Linked DNA regions of Homo sapiens: regions 2, 3, 4 and 5 are each linked to region 1. Evidence: chromatin contacts called from ENCODE Hi-C or POLR2A ChIA-PET data. All regions are on one chromosome and are shown on one strand. The core of a region is the stretch at or near the end of the contact, and the rest is flanking DNA. Distances in the headings are between cores, read along the strand shown.

Evidence for each region. A loop is a pair of places that touch in the nucleus more often than their neighbours do. ChIA-PET counts read pairs that join two places held with the same protein, here RNA polymerase II (POLR2A). Pooled maps may share reads with other maps.
Region 2: a loop to region 1 is called in a pooled map, with 7 times the contacts of the local background. The contact joins the enhancer-like site here to the promoter of DDX18 in region 1. A Hi-C loop is called at or near these places in 2 of 37 single-sample maps with no recorded cell type and 7 of 50 pooled maps.
Region 3: a map of endothelial cell of umbilical vein shows a loop between it and region 1 (16-fold over the local background). The contact joins the promoter of SLC35F5 here to the promoter of DDX18 in region 1. A Hi-C loop is called at or near these places in 2 of 168 maps with a recorded cell type or tissue (B cell and endothelial cell of umbilical vein), 4 of 37 single-sample maps with no recorded cell type and 13 of 50 pooled maps. POLR2A ChIA-PET finds 5 or more read pairs at or near these places in 1 of 52 experiments (CD4-positive, alpha-beta T cell).
Region 4: a map of B cell shows a loop between it and region 1 (11-fold over the local background). The contact joins the promoter of TSN here to the promoter of DDX18 in region 1. A Hi-C loop is called at or near these places in 3 of 168 maps with a recorded cell type or tissue (B cell, CD4-positive, alpha-beta T cell and naive thymus-derived CD4-positive, alpha-beta T cell) and 12 of 50 pooled maps.
Region 5: a loop to region 1 is called in a map of CD8-positive, alpha-beta T cell, with 8 times the contacts of the local background. The contact joins the promoter of CLASP1 here to the promoter of DDX18 in region 1. A Hi-C loop is called at or near these places in 2 of 168 maps with a recorded cell type or tissue (CD4-positive, alpha-beta T cell and CD8-positive, alpha-beta T cell), 1 of 37 single-sample maps with no recorded cell type and 11 of 50 pooled maps. POLR2A ChIA-PET finds 5 or more read pairs at or near these places in 1 of 52 experiments (CD4-positive, alpha-beta memory T cell).

What each region holds. Positions count from the first base shown.
Region 1 is chr2:117,813,401-117,816,041 of GRCh38, forward strand. DDX18 (DEAD-box helicase 18) reads left to right here and starts at 1,291. Exons shown (of 14, transcript NM_006773.4): 1 at 1,291-1,462. The coding sequence starts at 1,378. RefSeq lists enhancers at 1,053-1,347, 1,075-1,612, 1,158-1,287, 1,418-1,467, 1,488-1,537 and 1 more.
Region 2 is chr2:113,692,400-113,695,040 of GRCh38, forward strand. The region is part of intron 1 of LINC02936 (long intergenic non-protein coding RNA 2936); the gene reads right to left. Among named protein-coding and RNA genes, the nearest start is that of LINC02936, 10 kb to the right of the region's middle. RefSeq lists enhancers at 1,042-1,131, 1,572-1,701. Within about 2 kb of position 1,317, at least 5 of the 41 ENCODE cell types and tissues checked have a DNase peak (open chromatin) inside an H3K27ac peak, as active enhancers do.
Region 3 is chr2:113,755,292-113,757,932 of GRCh38, forward strand. SLC35F5 (solute carrier family 35 member F5) reads right to left here and starts at 1,351. Exons shown (of 16, transcript NM_025181.5): 1 at 1,079-1,351; 2 at 163-253; 3 at 1-15. The coding sequence starts at 1,118. RefSeq lists a silencer at 1,277-1,506 and enhancers at 1,717-1,896, 2,077-2,126.
Region 4 is chr2:121,754,303-121,756,943 of GRCh38, forward strand. TSN (translin) reads left to right here and starts at 1,349. Exons shown (of 6, transcript NM_004622.3): 1 at 1,349-1,543. The coding sequence starts at 1,478. RefSeq lists an enhancer at 1,214-1,403.
Region 5 is chr2:121,648,123-121,650,763 of GRCh38, forward strand. It overlaps CLASP1 (cytoplasmic linker associated protein 1), which reads right to left and starts at 1,340. Exons shown (of 41, transcript NM_001395891.1): 1 at 1,250-1,340. It overlaps NIFK-AS1 (NIFK antisense RNA 1), which reads left to right and starts at 1,532. Exons shown (of 4, transcript NR_037857.1): 1 at 1,532-2,259; 2 at 2,346-2,560. RefSeq lists enhancers at 294-922, 923-1,549, 1,581-1,850.

The DNA of each region.
Region 1 (2,641 bases), core at 41-2,540:
TCTTAGTTTTCCAGTCCAATCCAATGTGATTTCGAAGTCAATTCCTTCACATTCTGTTTAAACTCCCTCCCAAGTTTTCTCCCTCTCTGTTCCTCACTATGATCAGGTCTAATCTCCAGGGTCTCATGTTCTGCCCCTCCAAGTAAACAAATTAATCCAGGTTTCATGGACTCTTCCAGTTGTTCAGCTCAAATTGATTACTGTTAAGGGGAATTTGAGGGCATTGGGCCAATTTTTAAAGACAAATATGAATTTTTATGGAAATCTCCAAGTATTTTAATGTTGATAACAATTTTTTTAAAAATTAAATACTATATGCATACCCCTGTCTTCCTCCCCATCCCAAAAAAGAGATGACTATTAGCTAGCCACATTGCAATTTCTGTCCTGGACTGCTGAAGGGTCCTTGGGTATACTTAAGGAATATATAAACCTCTTTTTCAAACTGCAGTCAACCTATTATTAATGTAGTAAAGTTAATTTAAATTCATAGGAATCAGTATTTTTAGTAAGCTAAAAAGAATAATTTAGGATGGAATGAATGGAATTGAAGGAAAAAGAGTGAAAAGCAAGAATATTATTTTGAGAAATGTTATATTTATGTGTGTATGTGTACCAAGTGACACAGAAATTGTATTTCTGAGGAGAGTGGCCAAACAAGTTTGGAAATGCATATATATAATTTAGTTCTATTCAGTTTCCCAAATACAGTTGTCCCTCAGTATCCACAAGGGATTGAGTCCAGGACCCTCTATGGGTACCAATATCTTAGGATACTCAAAACCCTTATATACAATAGTGTAATATTTGCATTTATTTTACACACAACATCCTGTATACTTTAAATCATTTCTAAATGACTTATAATACCTTATACAACCTAAATGCTATGAAAGTAGTTATCACACTGTATTATTTTTAATTGTTTTTTTTTTAATGTTTTCAATGGGGGAGTTGGTTGAATCCACAGACAGGGAATTCAGGTACAGGGAGGGCCAACTCTAGTTCTGCACCCACAGAGGATAGGAACATAAAAATGCGGACTCCCTAAGGCCTCCTTCCCCTCCACGTTCTTTCTTCAGTCTTCCTCTAGGGGGAGCTCAAGTTAGCTTTAGCACAGTGTGAAGCCAGTGCAGCGTCTCGCTTCCACTTCTCCAGGGGGCGCTGCAAAGATTTTGGTCGCCAAAGATATCACGGTGCGCGCGTCTGGAAGCATTTCCGCTCTGGAGCATTTTCGTTCCGCCGGGTGCCAGCGTTCCTGTGACGCGTTTCCTGTTGGCCGAGCTGCGCACGTGCGGCCGGAAGGGAAGTAACGTCAGCCTGAGAACTGAGTAGCTGTACTGTGTGGCGCCTTATTCTAGGCACTTGTTGGGCAGAATGTCACACCTGCCGATGAAACTCCTGCGTAAGAAGATCGAGAAGCGGAACCTCAAATTGCGGCAGCGGAACCTAAAGTTTCAGGGTGAGATGCGTTGACTCGCGGTGGCTCAGAAGACCCACGCGCGAGCCCTGGCGCGTTCGGGCGGCCGGGGGCCCAGCTGCTCTGTGTGACGGAGGCAGCTTCCCCTGCAGCGTGTGTGATTGGGGAGAGTGAAAAGGCAGCTTCCACTCGGGACCCGCGCTGCTGCCCACTCGTCGCGTGGCTCCAGCGCTGCTCCTGACCTTTCTGAGCAATCAGTGTCTTCTTACAACGTTAGAGCGGGAGGACTCCCCGTTCACTTCTAGGCTTACGACTAACCCTGCCTTTTGCATTTCCACCTTAGCTTTTGGTTCCCTCACCACCTGCAAGTCGCACCTCACCTCATCCCTCATTTCCGGTTATGCTGCATGAAACGTCTCATTTCCACCCACTTTTCACATCTATTTAATTCCCGTATTTCTTTCCCCAAAAGCCCGTCTGGCTGTTTCCACAGAGCTTCTTTGATACTATTGCCTTCCTCTACCCACTTCCACACGTTCTCGTAGCACTTTCTCACCAGAGCTTCTACGTATTTGTGTCCCGCACAGTGACCTAAATGAAAAGGATTTTATCTGAATGTCACCTTTCTTACCTACCTCATTTGCAGTCCCAGTGTCCTGACAGTGGGGCCACAGATCTTGAAGTAATTGTGTTAACCTGTTGTCCAGGTTAAGATACAAACTCCCCGAGGGAAAGTTTGGAGGCACAGTGCCTTGCCCCAGTTGGTTTTCAACAGACATTAATTGAAAAAAAATTCTGCAGGAGGCAATAGGTTTGTGAATTTTAGGAATATGTTTTGAAATACTCTTGTATTTCTAATTCCTATAGAATAATACTACAGCATTACTACTTTTCAGCGCATATGTAAGTAAATTTGAACAAAAGATGGTGTTTTATCTTTTTCAGTAAACAAACAGGGAACCTTTGGTAAGGACATTCTCAGGTACAGTCATGCATCGCATAACAGGAGGGGGGATACATTGTGAGAAATGTGTCATTAGGGGCTTTTGTCGTTTTGCGAACTTTATCTAGTTACACAAACCTAAATCTACTACACACCCAGGCTACATGATATAGCCTGTTGCTCGTAAGCTGTCATCCTGTACAGCATGTTACTGTACTATACTCAGAGAATTGTAACACAATGGTAAGTGTATGTATGGCTAAATATATCTAAACATA
Region 2 (2,641 bases), core at 67-2,566, 4.1 Mb before region 1:
AACCAGAATAACGTACATTCAGTTCATACCCACTAAAATGCCTATAATTAAGAGATTGACAATACCAAGTATTGACAAGTATGTGTTGGTAAGATTTTAAAATGACATAGTCATTTGGAAAATAGTTTGAAAGTGTGTTAAAAAGTTAAACCTGTACTTAACAAACGATCCATCAATTTCACTCCTAAGTATCTATGAAGAGAATTGAAGGTTTATGTCTACCTAAAAGCGTACATGGGGGTGTTTGAAGCCACATTATTCATAATAAGTAAAAACTGAAAATAATTCAAATATCCATTAACTGGTGCATAGATAAAGTAAACTATCCATTAACTGGTGCATAGTAGATCTGTACAATGGAATCCCTAGCAGCAGCGAACCAAGGCTTCAAAGTTCCCTAGTGGTTTCTTTGCCCTCACTGCTGCATGCCACAAAAAGACCATGCTATGAAAAGACCAACATCTCCAAGCATAGCTGTAGATGACTTTGCTTTCACTTCTGGTTACAACTGAACTTACTCATTCTTTGTCTTCTAAAGAAGCCATTCATTTCTTGAGAACTTTTCTGGTGTTTGGTTCCAGAATCTGTCTTTTAGATGACAATTTTTTTTCTTCAGAGTTAGACACAGACTCCATGGCATTTTACTATATTTATAGCGTATTTTTATTATAGTTATGAAATCAGTTTTTTTCTTTTTAATGGAGTTCTTTTTCAAGTTTGATTTTTTCTTTTTTCTTTTCTTTTTTTTTTGTGTGTGTGTTTGTTTGTTGAGACAGGGTTTCACTCTGTCACCTAGGCTGGAGTGCAGTGGCATGACCTCAGCTCACTGCAACCTCCACCTCCTGGGTTCAAGCCATTCTCCTACCTTAGCCTCCAGAGTAGCTGGGACTAGAGGTAGGCACCACTACGCCTGGCTAATTTTTGTATTTTTTTGTAGAGACAGGGTTTCACCATGTTGGTCAGGCTGGTCTTGAACCCCTGACCTCAAGTGATCCACCCACCTTGGCCTTCCAAAATGCTGGGATTACAGGCGTGAGCTACTATGCCCAGCCCCGAATTTGATTTTATTATACCAATATTATCTTCTCCCCCTCCCACAGTTCCCCAAACACTTCTCTACACACTCTGGTCTGGCACAGTTTCAAATTTGTGGAGTTGATATCTGGGGCTCCTACTGGAAGGAGGATAAAAACAGAAGGAATTTGGCACGGGGCTCCTCCATCTTCCACGCATGCGGCATTTGTTCTGAGAATGTCAGCTCCCTCACAGTGCATGTCAGAATGGCATGCCAGCATGGGCCTCTGGTCTAGCACACAGAAAGGGTGAAGAGTACACATGGTGACCATTGTCACTTTGCAGATTTCCTGCCTCCCACTCACATGTCTGAGACCAGTTTTGCTACTGTTGCACCGCTAACCACAGAAGCCAGAAAGGGAAACGACTTTCTTTCTTTTCTTCTTTTTTTTTTTTTTTTTTTGAGATGGAGTCTCACTTTGTCGCCAGGCTGGAGTGCAGTGGCACGATCTCGGCTCACCGCAACCTCCAACTCCCTGGTTCAAGCTATTCTCCTGCCTCAGCCTCCCAAGTAGCTGGGATTACAGGCATGCACCACCACACCCAGCTAATTTGTGTATTTTTAGTAGAGACAGGATTTCACCACGTTGGCCAGGCTGGTCTTGATCTCCTGACTGTGTGATCCACCCGCCTTGGCCTGTCAAAGTGATGAGATTACAGGCGTGAGCCACTGAGCCCAGCCAGGGAAAATAAGTTTTCAATAGAGAATTTTCTATTAAGGAAGAGAGTGTTCTTTCAGCAAAGACAGGCTTTAGCCACACCTGTTTTTATAAGGATTTGAGGGGAGGGAAATATGCCAAGAGACAACTTCAGAAGTTTATAAAGACAAGAGCGACCTCTCCAAAACAGCTAGGAGAGTGGGTCTTTAGTGGTGAGGTCTTCATCTCTGTCTGATCTCTCTAGGCTGAAGGAAAGATGTGAATTTGCTGTGAAGGGATATTCTCCTCAAGGACACTTACCATCTGTTTCCTGGGGATAGGAAGGTAAGTCATCAGTGTCAAGAACCTTACTGGTAAAACAATAAAACAATGTATTCATTCGGATTTGTGCTCTTTAAGTGAGAGGGGTTCTAGAACAGCCTTTCTGTCTGGACCCCTTGATGGTAAACCATCCCGTGTGAGGTCTGCTCTTTACTGTGTGGACGAGGCCAGGGCTGTTATTTGACATCCGTGGCCACAGCCCACAGTCTAACGTCGGCCAGCTCCGGTGTGATTGTACTTAGTACATCAGTAGTCATGAGAAAACTGGCTAAGAAAACACAGAGCTTCAACTGGAACAAAATATTATACGTGCAACACCCATGACCGTGTGGCTGTTTTATCCCCATTGCTCCTTTCTTTTCTGCAGAAGGTTCTTTTTAAATTTTAACGTATATTTGTCCAATTGTTTGGTAATGCATTTCCATGTTTTCAGAAATAGTGAATCAAATCTGGACTGGAACAACACTCCCTCACTTACCTCCTGCACCCAGCGCCTGCCTCGCTGTGGGAATGCCCCATCCTTGGTGTCTTAAAATTTGCAGAGCTTCTTTACTTGTACATAAGACATGTGCATATACAGAGCAAAA
Region 3 (2,641 bases), core at 101-2,600, 4.1 Mb before region 1:
CACACCATTTGCAGTCTGTTTTTTAGAAAATACAGATCACATTAGAGATGATTTTAGAAAAACAACCATTAAAAATGAGAACATTAGTATAACAGAAACATTTGACTTTTGTTAGCTAATGTTCAGTGTGAAAGTTACATAGAGGATAAACGTGGAATCTACCTTGTCTTAAGAGCCCTTCTGAGATCCTCAAGAGCAATGCCGGAAAACTTGGCAGATCTCAGTCTAAAAGGAGGTGAAGAACTCAGCACCCCTAAAAACAACCATGAAATTATGCTATGAAAACGTGAATAACTCAAGGTAAGATTCATCACATCGTTTTTTACTCTTCATCTTCAAACTCAAAGCAAATCAATGAAAAGGACCAAAATGTGTTAAACATACTTGCCACCTTTCTCAGTACTTTCATGGTATCCACTGCACGCTTCAGATTATACTTAGAGAGATACGCGATACGGGGCGGGCAGGGAGGGGGAGTAATATACAACATACGGCACATTTAAGAACAGTTAACTACCAGAAAATAGCTTCTCTGAGTTTCACAAATACGGAACTCCATTCACCTCTCCATCCAGAGGAATCCATCCCTGGGGACAGCGTCTAGACACTGTTTCTAAAAGTGTCTTTTCTGTCCCTGATCTGCTGGAGTGGAATTTGGTTATCGGAGAGTAAGTGATTTGCTGTGGGTCTTGAAGGCACCTTTCCAATCTCTTCAAGTGGTAAAAGAAAAGGATTCTCCATGCTCCTCCACCCACCTCTATCAAAACATCCAGTCATTTTAAAAGAAACAGCTGGGAAAAGAAATCATCCTTCTGTTTTGGAGCGGGGAAGACAGTTAAGGCAGCGACGCCTCCCCGGGGAGCCGAGGCGAGGGCGCACGCACGGCTTCCTCAATTGCCAGCGGTGGGCGCAGGGCTCCGGCGCCCCTGTCAGCTCCCGCTCCCTCCGCCCCTAGAGACCTTCACGGTTTCGGTCAAGGCGCTCCTGCTGCCACCGAGGGCAGGAGGTGGTGCTGCTGGTGGGCACTCCGTCCCGGTTTGGGCTCCGGTGATGTCGGGGCCCTTCCCTGCCTGCCTACCTGGCCTTCCTGCCCCGCGATGGCGTCGTGGCGGCACCATGAGCGGACCGGTCAGGCCCCGCAGCCGCCCAGCGCCACGGCCGCGGCCTCGGACTCACAGAGCTGTCACCGCGCCTGACATCGCGCCGCACTGGAGGCCCAGCTCCTGAAGACGCGGTGCCCCTCAGGGAGAGGCTCCCGACACCACCCAACTCCACTCGGCCCAGGAGGGCGTGGAGCGGGTGAGGGGAAGGGACGGCACAGTCAGCTATGGCCGCGGAGGCCCGGAGATCTGCTCTGGCCCCGGCCCCGCCCCCGGCTTGCCCTCCGCGCGGCCCCGCCCCCAGTCCCCAGCCCGGAAGCGGTGGCGCGCGGGTGACGTCATAGGGGCGCGACGGCGGACTGCGCGCGGTCGCGTATGCAGCGAGGCTTGGCGGAGCTAGGGGAAGTAATGCGAGGCTCTGGTCGCCGAGCGAGGGCTCGCGGCGGCGAGGCGAAAGAAGAGAGAAGATAGGAAGAAGGGAAGTAGGGCGAGGTGGAGGAAGAAGAGGAAAGCGAGCGTGGGTGTCTGGGGCAGAGCAAAGGACGAGGGAGTGGCTAAACCTCCGCCCGCCTTAGAACGAAAGCTGGCCGTTCCGTTTCACAAACTGCGAACCTGAAACTTCGGATATCCCTTTCTCGATGACAGCCGAAACGCAAAGTGGCTTAGAGTACTTTTGATTCTTGAAACCTTTTGTATATAAACAAGATCTCAGCTCTAGGAGTTACAACCTACATCCTAGGCCAAGCTACTTCAACTTCTCTGGTCCTCGGTTTCCTTGTCTACGATAATGATAGTACCTGCCACATTGGTTTTTTGTGTGTATGCTAGGATTGCATGAGTTTACATATGTGAAGGACGTAGATCAATTCATGGCACATAATAAGAACCTCACAGACGTCAGCAATTTTTTGTTCGTTCGTTTGTTTTGAGACAGGGTCTTTCTCTGCCACCCAGGCTGCAGTGCAGTGGCACAATCACAGCTCACTGCAACCTCTGCTTCCCGGGCTCAAGCGATTCTCCAGCCTCAGCTTCCAGTGTAGCCGGGACTACAGGCGCAAGCCACCAATGCCCGGCTAATTTTTATATTTTTTAGTAGAGACAGGGTTTCGCCATGTTGGCCAGGCTGGTCTCGTACTCCTAGTCTTAAGTGATCCGCCCGCCTCGACCTCCCGAAGTGCTGGAATTACAGGCATGAGCCCTGCCAAATGTTGGCAGTTATTAAACTGTATAGATTTGTTCCTTAAATATTTTGACTATTCCATGAGAAAGGTTTGTCCAGCATCTTGATTTCTATCTACAAAACAAAAACAAGACTAAAGGGTTCAGTAATTTAACATCTTGGTCAGATGGCGTGAAGAAATTAAATTTTCTTACTCCTATAGTCGCGATGTAGTGTACCTCTTACCTTTTAAGTCTCGTTTCAGTGAAGTTGAATGCATATTCTAGCAACTAATAAAACAATACCAATGAACATTTTTTAATTGATCGAATCAGTTTCAAACTATCAGCATCAAACACCTCTAATAAGTCATTCAGAAACC
Region 4 (2,641 bases), core at 99-2,598, 3.9 Mb after region 1:
AAAGAAACAAAAAACCAGTTAGTGGCTTGTGTGCCTAACTCTAGGTAAAACGGAGAGGTGACGAAAGTTTGTATGAGAACAAATAGGATTCTTTAGGACAGACGAATGGGTTTTGGGAGAACAAACACGAGATAAGAAAGGGTTTTTTATTTTTTTTGAGACGGAGTCTGTTGCCCAGGCTATAGTGCAGTGGTGTGATCTCGGCTAACTGCAACCTGTGCCTCCCGGGTTCAAGCGATTCTTCTGCCTCAGTCTCCCGAGTTGCCGGGATTACAGGCGCGCGCCACCACGCCCGGCTAGTTTTTGTATCTTTAGTAGAGACGGAGTTTCACCATGTTGGTCAGGCTGGTCTCGAACTCCTGACTTTGTGATCTGCCCGCCTTGGCCTCCCAAAGTGTTGGGATTACAGGTGTGAGCCACTGCGCCCGGCCGATAGTTTTTTAAAAATGTAGGTGCTAGTGGTCTTACTGTCTTCTTCATGGACATGAAATTATTCTCATATAATGAGAATTAAATATGATCCTTCATGTAAAGAGTTTAGAATAATGTCAGAAACAAAGCAAGCAATAAATTATCATTTAGTTGATAAGAATCATTCCAATTCATCTGGCGAGTGCAACACACACACACACTGTATTTGTGTATGGAATAACTGTTCAAGAACACACACACAGTATGTGTGTATGAAATAACTCTTCAAGAACAAAGGGGAAACCGTTATAGGGCATGAAAGGGGAAACCGTTATAGGGCATGGAAGGGGAATTAGGACAAGGTGTGAGTGGAAAGAGAAACATCCCACCGCACACGCTTAAAAAAGCCGTTTAATTTAAAAATAGGTAATACAGCCATACAGAGAAGACATTAAAAGATCTACACAGAAAATTTTCGCTCCCAATCCATTCCCTACTCACAGTCCTACATACGTTACTTTTATTTTCCTTTTTTTTGGAAATGCACTGGCCCCCTACTCTCTCACGAAGGCTGAACTCTCTCTACATTCTTCTGCACCTGTTTTTTGTGCATACTCTTTCGTTGTCAAATATTTCCCTCCAACTGTTGTTGTGTATGAAATAAATACACACATATAAGCTAACCAGCCCCACTTGCCCGCACCACCTACACGCCCGTCCCCGCCCTCCCTCAGGCCCACGTGCTCCGAGGGCCGCCTTCGCAGGTTGTTTCTGGCGATGCCTGTCTGAAGGCCTCAGACTGAGGCCCCGCCCACTCTCCCTCTCCTCTGCCCTTTGGACGCGCGCCTCGGTTCCGAACGCAGCGGACGGCGCCTCAGGCAGCGCGGCGGACAGCCCGTCCTCCGGCGCGCCGCGAGCCTCGGAGGACCCTAGCGACGGTCGTGGCGTAAGACCGGGGGGACGCGGCGGTAGCGGCGGCCGTTGCGATTGATTGCGCTGGTTGCCTGCGGCGTCCACTTCCTTGGCCGCCCTTGCTACACTGGCTGATTGTTGTGCAGCCGGCGCCATGTCTGTGAGCGAGATCTTCGTGGAGCTGCAGGGCTTTTTGGCTGCCGAGCAGGACATCCGAGAGGCGAGCCCCCTCCCTTCCCCATTCCCTTTGCCTTTCCATGCCTAGTTGGGCCACTTCGCCCGGCCCTCCTCTGTCGCTCAGTCTCGGGCGGTGGGGACGCCTCCGAGGGTGGGTTGCTTCCCCTCTAGCTTTAGGTTAGGCACTCCCCGCCCCCGCCCAAAATTTTGCTGCTCTGTCCTGATTCCCCGTGTTCGAGTCTCAGCTTCTCAGCATCACTTGCCTCGTTTGTGTCAGTTTTCCTTCTTTTCAGCACTTGTTTATATCGAAGGCTCGATTAGCACCTGGTCTTCAGCGAATGAGCGTTTCGTGTATTTTTGTTGGTGTCTTAAAAGCACATGTGATCTGCTTAAAACTCTCCTGTGATTTCCTATGCCACACAGGATAAAAAATCAGACTCTACTGTGGCTCACATGGTTTCTCTTCAATCTCGTTTATGCTCTCTGTCTTTGTGTATGATGTTCACTTTACCTCTTCTAGTGCCCCAAATAGCTTCCTGCCTGTTTGCTTTTCCTGGAATTTGCTTCTTTCCCGTTCTTTTCCTGATTGTCTCGTATTTATCTCATTGGCGTCACAGTCTAAGCGATCTATTTCCTGTTATGTTTTCTAGTAGCACATTAACTTTTTTTAATGTGTGTAATATTGATTATTTTAAAAAAATCTTCTCCCTCATTGTATGTTAAACCGCCAGAGGGAAGGGATTGTGTGCTTGGTTCCCCGGTATTTACACAGTGCCTCGCACATAAGTATGCTCAGTGAATATTTTAAAAATGAATTAGAGGCGGGGAGCGGCGCCTCATGCCTGTAATTCCAGCATTTTGGGAGGCCGAGGCGGCCAGATCACCTGAGGTAAGGAGTTTGAGACCAGCCTGGCCAACATGGGGAAACCCTGTCTCTACTAAAAATATAAAAGAACATTAACTGGGCATGGTTGCGCACACCTGTAATCCCAGCTACTCGGGAGGCTGAAGCAGGAGAATGGCGTGAACCCGGGAGGCGGAGGTTGCGGTGAGCTGAGATCGCGCCACTGCACTCCAGCCTGGGTGACAGAGCGAGACTCCGTCTCAAAAAAAAAAAAAAAAAGAAAAAAGAATTAGAAAT
Region 5 (2,641 bases), core at 90-2,589, 3.8 Mb after region 1:
CCCAATCCCTTGATGAGCAAACGGAGCCAATATCCAGGATCCCTCATATCGAGAGGTCAGTTACCGTCGTAAATAATCGTAGTAATAAAAACAATTTCTAATGCCAGAATTGAAAACGGACTGTGGCACCCAAATAGGGTCCAAGGTACATGGCGGCATGAAACTATTTCTCGCTTCTGACTCTTCTGCATCACGGTCTCCCAAAGGACTAGAGAATCTGAAGCTCTCATTGCCACATCTACAAATGAAAGTATCATGTTTAAAGAGCTCACAGGTTCTACGAATGGTCAGTATTTAATGAACGCACCCCACTACACAGAAACTCACCCAGCTGCAAACTCAGCTGCAAACTCACCACAGCGTGCTTTCAGACTCCACATTAATTTTTTTTAATTTTAGAAGCAAACAACTATTTTAAAAATATTATGTAATAATTTAAACTCTGGAAAGCCCCATACTCATCCCAGCAGCTCGGAAAACGGAAAGCAAAATTCGATTAGCTCCATTGTACCTAGCCAGGCTAACGTGCAAGATCACACACTCATCTTCGTCAGAGCGTCTCTGCCAATACCAAAGAACAACAAAGGCAAGTTGAGAAGTCTGCACAGGCTTAACTCAGCACTTGTTCGCTTTCCCAGCTTCAGAAAGAAGCTCTTCGAAGGCCCCGGGAACCAAGGGGACCTTGTGCATCCCATCAAGCCGGCCGCTCCGCTCGGCGCCGCTCGCGCAGCTTTTGTCTGGCCCGGTTGGGAGCCCAGGACGGGAGCCCGGGCCGCCCGCCTCCCGGCACCCCTTCTCTCTGGATCTTTCTTCACACCCATCACTCGCCAATGACTAGTTGTTGTGGGTTTCTCTCCCTCGCCCCCTCCCTTCCTTTCAAACGCGCCCCGGGCTCGCTGGCTTCTCCCACCCGGCAGGGGAGACTCGGGTTAGGAAGGGGGCCCGGGTGGGGTCTGGAAAAGGGAAACAGAGAGGGGCACACAAAGCCCGACTGACCCCAGGGCCGATCCCCTCCCTCTGCAAAGCAGCCTGGGCTCAGCGACCTACTGGTTGGATAAACAACCCTCGCATCCCGCTCCTCGCCAGGCTCCCACCTCAGGGCCGCCCCATCCCCCCAAAGTGCACCCAAGAGCCGATGACAGCGCTGGACATCGCCCCCACCCAGACCCGGCGCCCGCCACTGCGCGGGAGGGGCCAGGGCCGCGAGAGGGCTCGGGTCTGACCCTCCGCCCCCTGACCGGGTACTTACAGCCCTGTTTTTCGTTACTGTTGCCGCTGCGGACCAGAGAGCCGCCGCCTTCTCCTCCACCCCAATGAGGTTAAGCGCTTGGTGCGGGGATTAAAAAAAAAAAAAAAGAAAAAAAAAAAAAAGACCGAGAGAGCGAGAGAGACGCCGAGGGCGCCTGCGCAGTGCGGTCACCCTTTTTCTTCTTACCGCCACCAACCCGGGTACACCATAGAGAGCGTAAACCGAGACCAGAGAGGCGGCTGCCTCTCTATGGTAACGCCCCGCGCAGGCGCTGGCCTGGCCGTGTTAGGCTTCGCTGGCGTAAAGTCCCCGGGAGCTTTGCCCCTCACGGAGAACGTTAGTTGACCCTGATGGGGACCCGTAGGGTAAAGGTTTTGTTTTTGTTTTTTTTTACGGAAAAGGTTGTGGTTAGGCCCCTTGGAAAGTTGCGACAAAACTCGAGTTAGACAAGGAAGGTCGGAACTAAGTGGCCACAGCAACAATGCACCAGCAAGCAGGGAGCGTGATAGGAAGAGCTAAAGAGGAATCGGGAAACCCTGGGTAAAAGTCGTCCAAGTGGAACTTCCTTTGGTCGGGGGTCTGATACTCGAAGGAAACGGTCTTTCACTTCTGGGTTAGGGCGTCCGCCCAGAGGGCGACTGCAATGAAGGAAATTGTGCCCTGCGACTTCCCGTAACAGAGCTGTGTGTCCACGCTCCCTTTTCCGAGCAGGCGCGGACGCTTGTGCCGGAAGTAAACTTGTTAACGGTTCTTTGCCTTTTGGGGAGGGGAGACAGCCCAGAGAAGGCTTTGGAGACCCTTGAGTCGGCCAGCGAGCAGGGTTTCTTACTTGAGCGCCTCCACAAATAAACGCTCCTTCGCTCCTCCGTCGCGTGCGTTTCCCTGGGATAATAAGTGGGAAAGTGGTGGCTTTTATTTTTTTGAGACAGGGTCTCACCGCCGTCGCCCAGGCCGGATGGAGTGCAGTGGCGCGATCACGGCTCACTGCAGCCTCGACTTCCCAGGCTCAGGTGATCCTCCTGCCTTAGCCTCCCGAGTAGCTGGAATTACAGGCGTGCACCACCCCCCCCCAACTACTTTTTGTATTTTTTTGTAGAGATGGGTTTCACCATGTTTCCCAGCCTTGTCTCAAACTCCTGACCTCAAGTGATCCGCCGTCTTGGGTCTTCGAAAGTGCTGGGACAGCAGGAGTGAGCCACCGCATCTGGCCCGGAAAGTGTTTTGGAGCGTAGAAAAATGCAAATTATAGGGCTGCCTTCAAGGATCCCGAAGGACCCACAGATTTGCCGCATCAGGCTCCTATGCACGCCGGTAATTTGATGTGTTGAGATGCACTGCCCAGTGCGTTGTTTTTACTGGAGGAGCTTGTGTGCGGAGCTCCTTGCTAGTGTA